Linked DNA regions of Homo sapiens: regions 1 and 3 are each linked to region 2. The links are chromatin contacts, found by Hi-C in ENCODE. All regions are on one chromosome and are shown on one strand. The core of a region is the stretch at or near the end of the contact, and the rest is flanking DNA. Distances in the headings are between cores, read along the strand shown.

Region 1 (4,653 bases), core at 1-2,500, 1.4 Mb before region 2:
TGTTTGTGCGTGTATGTGTTCACACGCACACACACGCACCCACATGCACAATAAGGGGGGCTGGGGGACCTGGTTTTCTGTCCCCCCATTGCCAAGAGTCAGGGCAATGCCAGGTGCTGGGCTGGGTTCTGGCTGGGAATTCCCCACAGGCTTCCCCCCAATGCCCCGGGGGTGGCTGAGGCCAGGCCTCCCAGCCCCTGTGGCCTGAGAGCTGTGGCCTTGCAGGCAGGGGCCCTCCAGCTTCAGGTCAGTGGGGCTCCAGCCCCTCTTGAGCTCAGGGCCTGGTTGGGGGATGGTGGGATGGGCTGTGCGAAGCTTCTGGAAACCCCTGCAGAAGAGGAGACCACAGTCCACCCAGCAGGGGAACCCCCACTCCTTGTGTGCCCCAGGCCCGGGGCCTGGGGAGCACTTTGAACCAGGATGCTGTGGGATGGGGGACTGGCAGCTCAGGACAGGCTGATTCTATCTAAGCCTGGTTTGGGGCCCCAGCCAAAATGGGACTGTGTTTTACTTCCTGTCCTGGCGACCATCCACCCCTTGGGCTCTTTCCCAGTGGGTCTCAGGTCCCAGTTCTCCCTGAAATGCTATTCGAGGACAGAGGAAGGGTCCTTCACAGACCTCGGTCCCCACCCTCTACTCTGGTTCCTGCCAACCACAAAGCAAACTCGGGGAGCTCAGTGCTCCCCAGGCAGGGTGGCCCAGGGGAAGAAGAAAGTAGGTGGCGGTGGCTGGTCCCCCAGCACTAGAAGGGAGTGGCTGGGACTCCAAGCGTGCTGGTGGTGCACGAGGGGGACTGCTGGAGCCAGCACTGGAGAACTGCAAGAGGGAGCCATGGCAGGTTCTAGAGCGAGGGCATGAACCAAGGGAGTCGGGGTATACTAGGCCTGGGTTGACAGGCCAAGGGAGTTGCCCTGTGTGGGGCCAGGCGGTAGGACACGGCCCAGGGCCTCGCAGGTCCCACGGGCCCCGCGAGCCTCAGGCGGCAAAAACAGGCCAGCTCCGGGCGCGCCGCAGGGTCGCTGCCTAGGTTCCGCACCGAGACCCCCGTGCGCCGCACTGCGCAGGCGTGCGCTAGCCGTTTCGGACACGCCCCACCGCCGGAGCGCGCAGCCGCACTGGGTTCCCGGAGAGCGCCCTCTTCTGGCTCCGCCCACGTCGTGCGCAGGGGGTGAGGCCGGGCGGAGCCTGCGTCGGGGGCGGGGCCAGAGCAGGTCCGGGCCTATAAAGGTGGCGGCGGCGGCGACGCGCCCGGCTCCTCTCAGCGGCGGTGGCCCAGGTAGAGGGGTCCGCGCTGGCGGCGGCGGCGGCGCTGTTCCCCGCGCGGTCCGCGGAGCGGGGTCCGGGCTGCGCGACGTGGGGCGGCGGCGGCACTGCGGCCCCGGCCCAAGCCCGACCCCGGTGAGTGCGAACCCCAGGGCGGCCCCGAGGACACCGACCCGGTAGCGGGAAACGGGCCCCGCGGAGCCCTCGCCGCCCCCGCCCGGTCCGCGCTCCTGGCAGGCCGGGCTCCGCTCACCGCCCTCCCTTTGTCTGCTCCCGCCCGCAGGGTCCCCTCCTCGGCCGCCCCCCGCCCGGCCGCCCGCCCTCGGGCCTCCCCCCGGGCCCTCGGTCCCCTCCCCCGCTGGCGGGGCCCGGACAGAAGATGGTGCAGAAGAAACCAGCCGAACTTCAGGGTTTCCACCGTTCGTTCAAGGTGAGGCCCGGGGTCGGTTTGGGGGCGCTCCGGGCTGGACCACCGGAATGGCCGGCGTGGGGGGCGCGGGGCCCGCCCCTAAGATCGGCTCCCGGGGCTCGTGCCTGGCCCCCGCCCTACACCCGGGGCTGCCCGGGCCGGCCGTGCGCTGAAGCGGGGTCGGTGTGCGAGGATGGGGGTTCAGCAGGCCACAGTCCTCTCTCCAGCCATGGCCGCCGGGTCCTTCCTCCAGGACCCCCAAGTGAGGCTGGGAGCAGGAGCCCCCTCCGGGTCAGGGCACCAGGCTGTGTGTCCCCTGCAAGCCCCCGCCGGGTATGTTCTGGGGGGTCAGCAGGCTGCAGTCCTGTCCCAGTCGCTGCATGTGGCTTATGGGGGGTGTCCCCTGCAAGCTCCAGCTGGTTGTGCCCTGGTGGGGACGGGTCAGCGGGCCACAGTCCCATTCCCACCTCCATGTGGCTTCTGGGGACTTTCTTTCAGAATCCCCAGGCCGGGCTGGTCAGGTGCACCCACCCCCAGGGGGCCTGTGCCGTGGGGGAGGGGATGGGATGTCCCCTCAGCCCTGCACTTCGCAGACACCCCAGGCCCAAGTGCTGTTTCCTGTCGGAGCGGGAAGTTTCTGCGCAGCCCGGGTGGTGACTGCTGTTGAGTGCTGGTTTCAGATGAGCAAATCTTGGGGGGGAAGGGGAGGGCAGGTGCTGGGCAGGGGCCCCGCAGGACCTGGCCCAGGGGACGCAGTGATGTCAGCCGGCCCGCCCCACCCCTCAGGCCGGGGTTATGTAATCGCTTCACTGGGCTTCCTTGGGCAGGGACCTGTTGCCCGGTAGGGAAGGCAGGACTGGAGAGAGGAAGAGAGAGTGTGAGTGTATGTGTGTGTGTTTGTGTGTGTGTGTGTCTCTGTCTTGTGTGTACACACAACGCGGTGCTCCAGGGTGGGAGGAGCAAAGAGAGACTGGGAAGAATTCCCAGGTCTGTCCAGCCAGTGCCCCAGGGCAGCACTCCACCCCTGCCACCCCTGCCCAGTTTTCCCCTAGGGCAGCAGGCCTGGCACCATCAGAGTGTCAGGGGCTGGGCGGGAAAGAGGAGGACCTGACAGTGGTCTTCTCCCTCCTAGGGCCAGGCATGAGCTGATACAGAGTCAGTGCATGGGGCCAGCCAGGCAGCTAAAGCACACTTGAACTTTCTAGATGGTTCCAGCCACCTCCTGCCAAGGCCTGCTGACTCGAGTCCCACAGCCAGACCTAGAACAGTGGGACCAGGACCGCCCACACTGCCCAGGATTGTGGGCCGGCCTCTGTGCATGGCCAGGGCAGCCTGGCTGGGAGCTGGGAAGGTGGGCGTCTTGGTGGAGGAGGGCCTGGCAGGCAGTCCTGGCTGTGAGGTGTTCCTCCAGGTGGCCGGGACCGGTTGCTCTAGGAATCTCCCCCCACAGCCCCCACCATGCACGGCTGCTCCCTGGATTGGGGCCACCTCTCCTGAAATACTCTCCTTGCCTCCAGCAGGCAGCAGCCCAGCAGGGAGGCACGTCTGTGGGTGCCTTGGGTTTCTTTCCGTTCGCAGATGGGAAAGTGAGGCTCTGAGACTGCAGGCGCGTGTGCCTGGGGCTCCCCTGTACACGGGCGAGGAGGCCGCGGAGTCTCGTGGTGCCTGGCCCCTCCGCTGTGGTGGCTGCGGCCGTCCATCTGTAGCTTTGCTGAGTTGGAGGCTGTGGCTGGCACAGGGGAACGGTGGCCAGACAGGGCCAGGAGCTCACGCTGGGCTCTGTGGCCCCTTAGGTCATTTCACTCTCGTGAGCTCCCACGAGTTGGGGGCAGCTGCCTCCCGTCTCACCGCTGACAGACCCCAGGGTGAGGTCACTAGGCCAAGGTCAGACAGCAGGTGAACTCCAGTCTGGCCTTAGACCCTGGTCACCTGCCTTGTGGTGGCTGCCCCAGGGCCACCAGGGGCCTCTGGACAGGAGCCTTATGGGAATGCTGACTCCCATGGGGGCTAGTTGGAGCCCCCCCCTTCCTTCCCTCCTCCCCCAGCAGCCTCCTGGTAGCTATCTGCCCGAGCCAGGGTGGGTGGGGAGGCAGGAGGGCAGCTTGGCTCACGGCCCCTCCCAGACTCTGCCCTCTGGCCTCCACCCATCTCCTGGCCTTGGGTCTCCCACGGGCTCCACTGGAGTCTCACTTCTGCTGAACGACCCTCTTGTTAGAGCCCCACTCAGGTTGTCTGGGGCCCAGAGAGGGGCAGTGACTTGGCCCAGAGCAGCCAGCATCCTCACTGGGACTGGGACCCCCGCCACCTCTGTGGGCCCCTCCCGCCTGGGTTCACCCAGACGGGTGAAGCTGAGTGAGAGCTCAGTGGTACAAGGAACCTGACCGGGCCTCGGTTCCCCAGCTTCAAAGGCCCGGCCCCTCGTAAAGGGCCGGCAGTCCCTGCGCTGGGCCATTTGCTCTGTGGAAACGTACATATGTATGCCACCATCTTCCACGGGGGCTGGGCAAAGCCTACTCTAATCTGCACTGTTCCTTGCACCCTGGTCAGGGTCTTGCTCCCATGGTCCTGGGGCTGGGTCAAGAAATGACCCAGCCCCAGCCTGCCCAGTGCAACAGGCCTGGATTTGAATCCTGGCCCCCAGGGCCCAAGGCGGCTTCCTTAGCCGGGTATCAGGGCCCACCAGGGGCTCCCTCCAGGGGTGTCTGGCACTGAAATGGGAGAGTGCAGGATGTGGTCTGGGCAGGGCCTGGCACACTCGCGCCTGTGGGTGCCTCTCCCGTGAGCCCCCAGGACCAGTACAGCACTGTGTATACTGACTCGGTAACTGGTAGCTGCGGGGTTGGGGGGCTGGAAGCAGATGAGCCTCTGGTGGGTGGCGGGGGCGTAGGTGCACAGAGCTGGCAGGGGAAAGGTGTGCCGGGCAGCTGCGGGACATGGGCGGAGGAATGCAGGTGTCTGGGCTTGGGTAGGGGCAGAAGGCA
Region 2 (4,736 bases), core at 1,121-3,620:
GGGTGGGCTGCCTGGCTGAGGCTCCTGTAGACCCACCAACCTAGGGGCACTTTTCTGGGCACCACAGGTAAGGCACTGCCTGGGGGCTGGAGGAGGCTGGAGGAGGATGCCCAAGCTCCCCACATTCCTCACCCCAGACCGGGGAAGCTGGATATCCTCCGTGTTGTCCTCTCCCCATAGCTGGTCTGAGGCTGTGGTTTACACGCAGGCACAGGTAGGCGATTCTGAGCATCAACGCAGATGGAGGGGAGGGTGAGCCGTCGTGGGAGAACTGGCCCAAGACCAGCACCTGGCTGGTGTCGCCAGCCCCGGCTGCATTGGTGGGTGAGGCAGGTCTGGCTGGAGTCTGGGTCTGCAGGCCTGGCCGGGGCAGGTTGTGGGGGACCAAGGAGCCCTGGGTGTGAACCCCACTGTGGAGGCAGCAGGCACCTAGTGGTGCCACTGGGACACCCGGCTCCAGGACTCCGGATGTCACACATGCGTGAGTCTTGGCGTCTACACCCCCCTCGGGGCCAGTGGGTGAGCAGTGGCCCGTGGTCCCCGCCAGAGCTCCCCCAGAGTGGACTTGGCTCCGCCGGACACAGTGCCCTGCTCTGAGCTGCCGCTGGCTGCTCCACGTCTGAGACCACGCGACGTTGCCTCATGAACTGACGTGGACAGCAGCAGGGGAGACGCTGGGTGGTTCTGTGGCCAAGCACAGCCCGTGTCAGGAGCACAGGCCGTGCCCTTTCCCAGGGGGCACACTGGGCATTTCTCAATGGCCTTCACAGGACGCAAAGGGGCACACAGAGGCAGTGGGGAAGCTGGAGTTCTTGGGCTGGCAGGGAATGGTGGCAGCCTTCTTGGCCTTCATGAAGGGCCTGGCTTGCTGGGCTAAGGTCACAGTGTTCTGAGGTCCCCACACGCACTCAGACTAGACCCTCCGTACACACCCAGGCTAGACCCTCCATACTCACCCAGGCTAGACCCTCCATACACACCCAGGCTAGACCCTCCATACTCACCCAGGCTAGACCCTCCATACACACCCAGGCTAGACCCTCCATACTCACCCAGGCTAGACCCTCCATACTCACCCAGGCTAGATCCTCCATACACACCCAGGCTAGACCCTCCGTACTCACCCAGGCTAGACCCTCCGTACTCACCCAGGCTAGACCCTCCGTACTCACCCAGGCTAGACCCTCCGTACACACCCAGGCTAGACCCTCCGTACACACCCAGACTAGAGGCTTGGGGCTGAGAAAAGCAGTCATGCCTCTTCAGGAATTACCAGCAGAGAATGCCCAGCCCTCTTGATAGTAGCAATAATTAATAGGTTTATCCCCAAAGGAGCGGAAGTGTGGAATCCTCCCCGGCAATAGGTCTTAGGGTAGGGGCTGGGGCATCCTAGAGAAGGGCCCTAAATCAGGCGCTCAGTGTCCGGAACGCAGGTCTATCCCACCCACCAGCCGGCCCCCAGGCCTCCCTTCCTCAGTCCTTCCAGGATATCGTCAGGGAGGTTCTGGGATCCCCAAGTGGTCCGAATCCGGGCTCTAAGGAGTGTCCGTGGCATATAAATTAGACTCTGCTGTGGCAATAAATAACAGGGGATGATGGGGGGCCTCGGGCACCAGGCCCAGGCCTGTCCTGCAGGCTCACACGAAGTTCTCTTCCTCTTCTGCAGACTCACCACCTGGCGGCTCCTCAGGGGTGCCTGCAAGGGTCGATAAGAGCATTGAGGGCGCAGGGCAGGGGGTTCTCCGGCCCCCAGGACAGGCCTGTGCCCCCGCCCTGCGTCTGCACCTGCGCAGCTGCCCGCGTGGCGCACGCCGATGGAGCGGCCCAGGAAGCAGGTGGCCTGGCGCATGTGGCACGAGGAGATGTAGGTGACGTTGTTGTTGCCGCAAAGCTCCTGGCCGGGGCTGGAGGGCACAGGGCAGGGCGCCGCTCGACACACCACGCAGTGGGCGCTGCCCGTCTGGTCCACGACGCACGACTGTGGCCGCGGGCACACCACGTGCTCACAGGACTCTGCAGGCCGGGTGCCAGGGGAAGTTCAGGGGACATCTCGCTGAGAACCCCGCAGGGCTCTTGGCCCCAAGACCCACCCTTAACCCCCAAGATGCGAAAACCCTCTGGTAGGAGACACAAGCACCCCCCCGCCCCCCGTGAGCCCCCCTCTCCATTCCACCCCTCAGGCTCCACCCACAAGCCCTGCCCTTCCCATTGTACCCAGGAGCCACACCTCTTTCGTGAGCTCCTGCCCCTTATGCTACCCAAAGCCCCGCCCCTCCGCGACTGCGGGGCCGCCCACCCAAACTCCACCCACAAATCCCCGCCCATCTCCACCCAGGAACCACGCCCCAGCCAAGAGCCCCGCCCCTTACATGACCCAGTCTCACCCCCCTGGTTCCATCATGCCCCTCTGGTTACACCCACAAGCCCCTCTCTGAGTCACGCTCCCGCTCTGACCATGCCACATACCTCTTGCCCAGTGTGAGCCCCCAGAGGCCCACTATTTTCCAAATCCCAACCCTACAAAAGACCCTACCCCGTGATACTCCCTCGGAAGTATAAAGACGCCCTTACTCAGGCCCCACCGCCACCCATGTGACCTGTCCTGGGCTGGAGGCCCCGCCCCTACGCACTGCGGCAGCGGCCCCGCCCCTCCAGCAGGCCCCGCCCCTCCAGCAGGCCCCGCCCCCGCAGGCCTGGCCCTCACGCATTGCGGTAGCAGCCCCGATACGTCACGCTCAGGTCCGGGTGGTCCCGCCCCAGGCCCCGCCCCCGCCTACTGCGGCAGCAGCCTCGATACATGACGCGCAGGTCCGGTAGGTCCCGCCCCGCCCCTCCACAGACCACGCCCCCACGTACTGCGGCAGCGGCCCCGGTACATGACGCTCAGGTCCGGGTGGCCGCGGCAGCGCGCGGCGCGCAGCTCGCACTCGTCGCGGTAGGTGGCGCCGTCTGAGCCGCAGACCTGCAGCCGCGCCGGGAGCCCCGAGCAGTCGGGCGCGCACTCGCAGCGCGGGCGGCCCCCCAGCATGCGGCACGCCTTGCCCGGGCCGCACTCCACGCCGTCGCACGAATCTGCGGACAGAGGACACGCGCGTGGGGCCGGGCGCGGGAGGGTCCCGGGCGTGGGGCCGCGCGAAGGCCTCGGGGCCCCTCCCTGCGCCCCTTCTGCAGGGCGGAGGCGGGGGCGCCGTCCCAGGTCAGGGTCAGTCGGAGTCGGGGCCCTCGGGTTCCCAGGGGCAGGGCTCAGGGTCCGGGCGCGGGACCGGTGGGGCCGAGGTCCGCGCTGCGCCTGCGCTGGGGGGCGGGGGCTGGGCTCGGTGCGCGCGGGCCGGGGCGGGGGGGGGTCTCTGCCCGGAATCGGGGTCCAGCGGAGCTACGCAGCCCCGGGCCGCTCCTCCTTGCAGCTGGCTGACGTCTGCTCCCGATGCACGCGCTCTTCTGGGAAGGCCGGAGGGGCCCCAGCTGCGTCAGCCTGGGGTGTTCCGCCCTTGCCAGGCGCGAGTCTGGGGCTGCCAGGACCTTCCCCCAGGAGGCGTCGGGGAGGGCGGGGCGCTGGACGGCCCTCCTGGCCTGGGGAGCGATTCCAGGGGAGGGGGCCCCCCACAGCCCTAGGCCTCTGAACCAGGAGCTGCCCCGCAGCCCCGCTGCTCAGACAGGGATATTGAGGTCCTGCTAGGGAAGCTCTCTCTGGGGTCCCCGCCCCCGCTTTCAATGTGAATGCTCATCGCCTCCTAGGCTTATCGCATCTTCCCAAGTCATCATTTTACAGATGGGGAAACTGAGGCCGGGTCGCAGCTATGAGTGCAGGGGCCCAAGCACCTCAGTTTGAAAGCTGCAGCCAGGACCCAGATGACCAACCCCCTTTCTGTTATCTGGGGGTCTGGTAGGGCCTCTGAACACAGCTGTTGAGTTTATGTGCCAGCCTCAGTTTCTCTGTGTGTAAAGTGGGGCTGACGAGGGAGCCCCACTTCCAAGGCAGTGCGGCACTCCTTAGGGGATGGCCAGCGCCCGCCACGCAGCCCTTGCAGGGCATGTGGGCCGCACCTGGGCGGCCCCGGCACAGCGGCTCACAGGCACATCTGGAAATGCTCGGCCAGGGTGGCTTTTATGCGAGCGAGAACGGAAGGGGGCCTGAGTTCCGTCCCCAGGGCCAGATGAGGTTGGGGGTGGGGGGTCCTGGGCCGTCTCATGCCCAGGCCAGGCACTTTTTGAAGACTGTCCTTCTCCCAGAAGCCAGAGGGGGGTCTGGAGGGAGCAGGGGTATGTGGCAGTGAGTTCAGGACCACCCAGCCAGGCTGATCTGGGATTAATCACATCTCAGAGGCCAGCAGAGTTCCTCAGCCTGGCCTTCGGGTCTGCAGCCCTCAGCTTCAGCCTCCCCTTGGCTCCTCTGCCTGACCCCACCCACCAGGACCTAACCTCAAGCCATGTTCTCTCCTGATCCACTCTCCCATACCGGCCCCATCTGGCAAACTCCTAGACATCCCCCAACACCCCAGCTCTAATGCCCACCTCCTTCAAGATGTGCCCCAACAGGCCAGGCATGGTGGCTCACGCCTGTAATCCCAGCACTTTGGGAGGCCAAGGCTGGCAGATCACTTGAGGTCAGGAGTTTGAGACCAGCCTGGCCAATGTGGTGAAACCCTGTCTCTACCAAAAACATAAAAATTAGCCAGGTGTGGTGGCGCGCGCCTGCAGTCCCAGCCCCTGGGGAGGCCGAGGAAAGAGAATCACCT
Region 3 (4,438 bases), core at 932-3,431, 1.2 Mb before region 2:
AGGTCCGCGCCGGGACCTGGGTATGTCCACCCAGAAAACACACCCAGTCCCCAACCTGCCCTAGAGGCGTTCAGCCCAGCGCGGTCAATTCCTGACTGCGAGAACTCAGGCACCAGTCCTGACTCCTCCAAGCCTCGGCTTCCACCCCTGTGAAATGGGAATTCCTGCTCTACCTTTTTTTTTTTTTTAAGGCAGGGCTGTCAGGTACATAAGAGAAAATGGGGGGATGGAGGGGCCTGACCATCTTCAGCAGAATCCAGGAGGGCTCCTCGGAGGCAGTGACCCACAGCCCAGCCTGGAAGGCTGGGGAAGTAGGGGAGAGAACTCGGAGAGGGAACAGCTAATGCTCAGTTCCAGGGCACACCAATAGTCTGCGTGGGGGCTTTTTTTTTTTTGGGACAGTCTCACTCTGTCCCCCAGGCTGGAGGGCAGTGGCGCGATCCTGGCTCACTGCAACCTCTGCCTCCCTGGTTCAAGCAATTCTCCTGCCTTAGCCTCCCAAGCAGCTGGGACAACAGATGTGCACCACTATGCCTGGCTAATTTTTTATATTTTTAGTAGAGGTGGGATTTCACCATATTGGTCAGGCTGCTCTCGAACTCCTGACCTTGTGATATACCTGCCTAGGCCCCCCAAAGTGCTGGGATTACAGGCGTGAGCCACTGCGCCCAGCCTGGGGCTTGTTTCTTTACACACACACACACACACACACAATTTTTTTTTTTTTTTGAGACGGAGTCTCACTCTGTCGCCCAGGCTGGAGTGCAGTGGCACGATCCTGGCTCACTGCAAGCTCTGCCTCCTGAGTTCACACCATTTTCCTGCCTCAGCCTCCTTTGGGAGTAGCCGGGACCACAGGCGTCCACCACCATGCCTGGCTTTTTTTTATTTTTAGTAGAGACAGGGTTTCACCGTGTTAGCCAGGATGGTCTTGATCTCCTGATCTCGTGATCCACCCGCCTTGGCCTCCCAAAGTGCTAGGATTACAGGCGTGAGCCACCACGGCCGGCGCTACACGTATGTATTTTATTTATTTATTTAGAGACAGGGTCTCGCTCTGTTGCCCAGGCTGGAATGCAGTAGTGCCATCACAGTTCACTGCAGCCTCAACCTCCGGGGCTCAAGCAATCCTCCTGCCTCAGCCTCCCAAGTAGCTGGGACCACAGACATGTGTCACCATGCCTGGCTTATTAAAAAAAAATCTTTTTTTCTTTTTTTTGGAGAGTGAGTCTTGCTAGCTTGCTCAGCCTGGAGTACAATGGTGCCATCTTGGCTCACTGCAACCTCCACCTCCCAAGTCCAAGCGATTCTCCTGCCTTGGCCTCCCCAGTAGCTGGTTTTACAGGCGCGTGACACCACGCCCAGCTAATTTTTGTATTTTTGGCAGAGATGGAGTTTCACCATGTTAGACAGGCTGGTCTCGAACTCCGGACCTCAGGTGATCCACTCGCCTTGGCCTCCCAAAGTGCTGGGGTTATAGGGTGAGGAACTGCACCCAGCCGTCCTTGTTTCCACGGAGTCGATCCTCTGTTTCTGGCCACCCTACAAGGAGGCCTTCTCTGCAAGACAGCGGGGAACCTCGGTCCTCGGGGTAGTGTGTGGGAGATAACTGGGGGCCTGTGATACAAAAACCTGAAAAACTCATACTCTAGGTAACGATGAGGAACGATGGTCAATTCTGGGGATGTACCAAGGCCTAGGGGAATCTCCACATAAAGGCGAATCAGAGCTGGGGAGGAAGGACGCGAAGGCTACGGAAACTCGCGAGAGCGCGGTTCAGAGGCAGGGGACTGCGGGACATGACCTGAGGAAGGGCCACCGGAAGCAGCTGGAGGATACGGGGTCTCCCGCACCGACCATAAGGGCGCACACGCGCAGAAAGGCGCTAGGCCCGGGGGAGCGCGGTCCTGAGGCTTCCCCCAGGCCAGCGCCGCGCGCGCGCGCGCACGCGCATTCGCGCCGCCTCCCCGCGTCGCCCACCGGCCCGCCCGAGACGCGCGCGAGGCTGGCCTGGGCCCCCCGTTTTCTCCCCACAAACGGCCGGCGCCCCTCACCGCCGAGACCCCCCATGTCAGCCCCTACTCCCCCTCTGGGGAAGTCTGAGCCTGGAGAACCCGAGACCTCGGGGCCGCGCGCTTACCTGAGGGATCCGGGCGCGAGCGCAGCGCTTCGCCAAGTCTTAGCAACCGGCCCGGCCCAACCCACCTCACCCCGCCTCGTCTCCGCCTGGAGCCGCGGAGCACGACGGGAGCGTAGTTCCAGGGGCGGGATCTTCGCCAGGCCAAGGTGGGGCAAGGACTACAATTGCTAGTAGGCACTGCGCGCCGCCGCCTCGCCCCGCCCCGCTCCGGCACTGCGCTCACATGACCTCCGGGCGGCGGGAGGGGAGGAGAGGCGGGGCCGCTGCGCTGGGCGAGCGCTGAGTTTGCAGGTTCGAATCCCATCAAGCGGCCAGGGAAAACTCGGAACCCGGGGGATCTTTGGAAGGTTAGCAGAGTGGGAAGGATGAGGCAGAGGGGGTATATGACACCCGTCCCCTGAGTCCGGGATGGGGCCAGGTTCCAGTTCTGCCTGTTACTGCACTCCGGCGTGGGCCGCCCTCAGGTTTGAGTTTTCTCACCAGTAACGTAGGTGAAGAAGACCTCTTGCCTCTCCTGGGCCAAACAAGCACATTTTTTTTTTTTTTTTTGAGACGTAGCCTCAGTCTGTCACCCAGGCTGGAGTGCAGTGCTAGGCTCACTGCAACCTCCACCTCCTGGGTTCAAGCGATTTCTGGCTAGTTTTTGTACTTTTAGTAGAGAAGGGGTTTCACCAAAACATGCATATTTTATGAGCAATTTGTTACTCCTTCCAGTTGGACAGGTTTAACCAAGTGGTTCTCAACGGGAGGGAATTTGTCATCCCCTCCCCCAACAGCTTGACAGTGCCTGGCTGTAACCAGCTCAGGCTCCGATGCCAGAGTCTTGACAAACCAGTAAGGAGGAAAAAGTGCAGTGAAAGGAAGGTGACTTCCTTTCAGAGTTCGCAGCAGGGAGGCAGCTGGTTTAGGCCTCCAGAAACCCCTTCAAACTTGAGGCTGGGGTGAGGGGCTAAAAAAGGGGAACTGGGAATGGTGGGTGTGCAGGGGAGGTGCTGATTATAAGCTCTGTGTGTTCATGAATTTTGGTGGCTTAAAAGCGCAGGCTGGCCTCATCCTAATAAGGGCCGGGTTGCAGACCACCTTGAGGAAATCTCTGGGATTTTGCAGGTGGGTCTCCGTGCTTGGCCTGTCTCCAGATTAGCTCTAAAACGTTCTTTCTTTTTTCTTTTTTTTCGAGACAGTCTCGCTCTTGTCACCGAGGCTGGAGTGCAGCAGCACGATCTCAGCTCACCGCAACCTCCACCTCCCAGATTCAAGTGATTCTCCTGCCTCAGCCTCCCGAGTAGCTGGGATTACAGGCACACGCCACCACACCTGGCTAATTTTGTATTTTTAATAGAGATGGGGTTTCTCCATGTTGGTCAGGCTGGTCTCAAACTCCTGACTTCAGGTGATCTGCCCGCCTCGGCCTCCCAAAGTGCTGAGATTACAGGCGTGAGCCACCGTGCCCAGCCTGTTCCTGGAACTTTTAGGTAATCACATAATTAGATGCATACAGTTAGGTAAACCTGCAGAGTGTGAGGGAGTTTATGGTGAGAAAGGGGAGGACGTGTTTCAAAGAAAGTGCATTTCAAGGTCGGATGCGGTGGCTCATGCCTGTACTCCCAGCACTTTGAGAGGCCAAGGTGGGTGGATCACCTGAGGTCAGGGGTTCGAGACCAGCCTGGCCAACATGGCGAAACCCCATCTCCACTAAAAATACAAAAATTAGCCAGGCATGGTGGCAGGGGCCTTTAATCCCAGCTGCTGGGAAGGCTGAGGCAGGAGAATCACTTGAACCCGGGAGACGAAGGTTGCGATGAGCTGAGATCGCACCATTGCACTCTGTTGCCTGGGCGACAGAGTGAGACTCCATCTCAAAAAAAAAAAAAAAAAAAAAAAAAAAAAAAAACAGCATTCCAGGAAACTATTTCGCTCTCAGTTGCTTTCTTTTTTCCTTTTCTGAATAAAAACTCAGACTGCTGTGAGTTTCACTTTTTCTTTTTTTAGCTTAAATACACATCTCTCCATCCCTGGATGCCTCATGCAAACTAGCCAAGAGCCCCTGTTTTGCTGATTTGTTTTAAAAAAAAAAAAGACAGCCTTTATTTGGTAAGTCATTAAATCCAAAGCCCAGATTCTCTGCATCTAAAAAAATGAATCTAGGCCAGGCATGGTGGCTCGTGCCTGTAATTCCAGCACTTTGGGAGGCTGACACATGAGGTTTGCCTGAGGCCAGGAGTTTGAGACATGCTGCCATCTCTGCAAAAAAAAAAAAAAAAAGAATTGCTGGGTCCGGAGGGGCACTGAGTAAGTGGG

The links. Hi-C counts contacts between places; a loop is a spot of excess contacts on that map. Pooled maps may share reads with other maps.
Region 1: a loop to region 2 is called in a pooled map, with 5 times the contacts of the local background. The contact joins the promoter of MKNK2 here to the enhancer-like site in region 2. A Hi-C loop is called at or near these places in 4 of 50 pooled maps.
Region 3: a pooled map shows a loop between it and region 2 (16-fold over the local background). The contact joins the promoter of SCAMP4 here to the enhancer-like site in region 2. A Hi-C loop is called at or near these places in 6 of 50 pooled maps.

What each region holds. Positions count from the first base shown.
Region 1 is chr19:2,047,841-2,052,493 of GRCh38, reverse strand. It overlaps MKNK2 (MAPK interacting serine/threonine kinase 2), which reads left to right and starts at 1,250. Exons shown (of 14, transcript NM_199054.3): 1 at 1,250-1,398; 2 at 1,547-1,693. The coding sequence starts at 1,643. RefSeq lists silencers at 1,076-1,615, 2,346-2,535 and enhancers at 2,106-2,165, 2,342-2,998, 3,656-4,312, 4,313-4,653.
Region 2 is chr19:678,610-683,345 of GRCh38, reverse strand. It overlaps FSTL3 (follistatin like 3), which reads right to left. Exons shown (of 5, transcript NM_005860.3): 3 at 2,857-3,072; 4 at 1,786-2,013; 5 at 1-1,696. The coding sequence ends at 1,638. Among named protein-coding and RNA genes, the nearest start is that of FSTL3, 4.6 kb to the right of the region's middle. RefSeq lists enhancers at 1,315-1,863, 1,864-2,413, 4,098-4,600 and silencers at 2,234-2,333, 2,524-3,303, 3,334-3,643. Within about 2 kb of position 2,370, at least 41 of the 41 ENCODE cell types and tissues checked have a DNase peak (open chromatin) inside an H3K27ac peak, as active enhancers do.
Region 3 is chr19:1,903,142-1,907,579 of GRCh38, reverse strand. It overlaps SCAMP4 (secretory carrier membrane protein 4), which reads right to left and starts at 2,181. Exons shown (of 7, transcript NM_079834.4): 1 at 2,141-2,181. ADAT3 (adenosine deaminase tRNA specific 3) reads right to left here and starts at 2,181. Exons shown (of 2, transcript NM_138422.4): 1 at 2,141-2,181. RefSeq lists enhancers at 1,678-1,767, 2,788-2,847, 3,128-3,187 and silencers at 1,928-2,077, 2,128-2,457.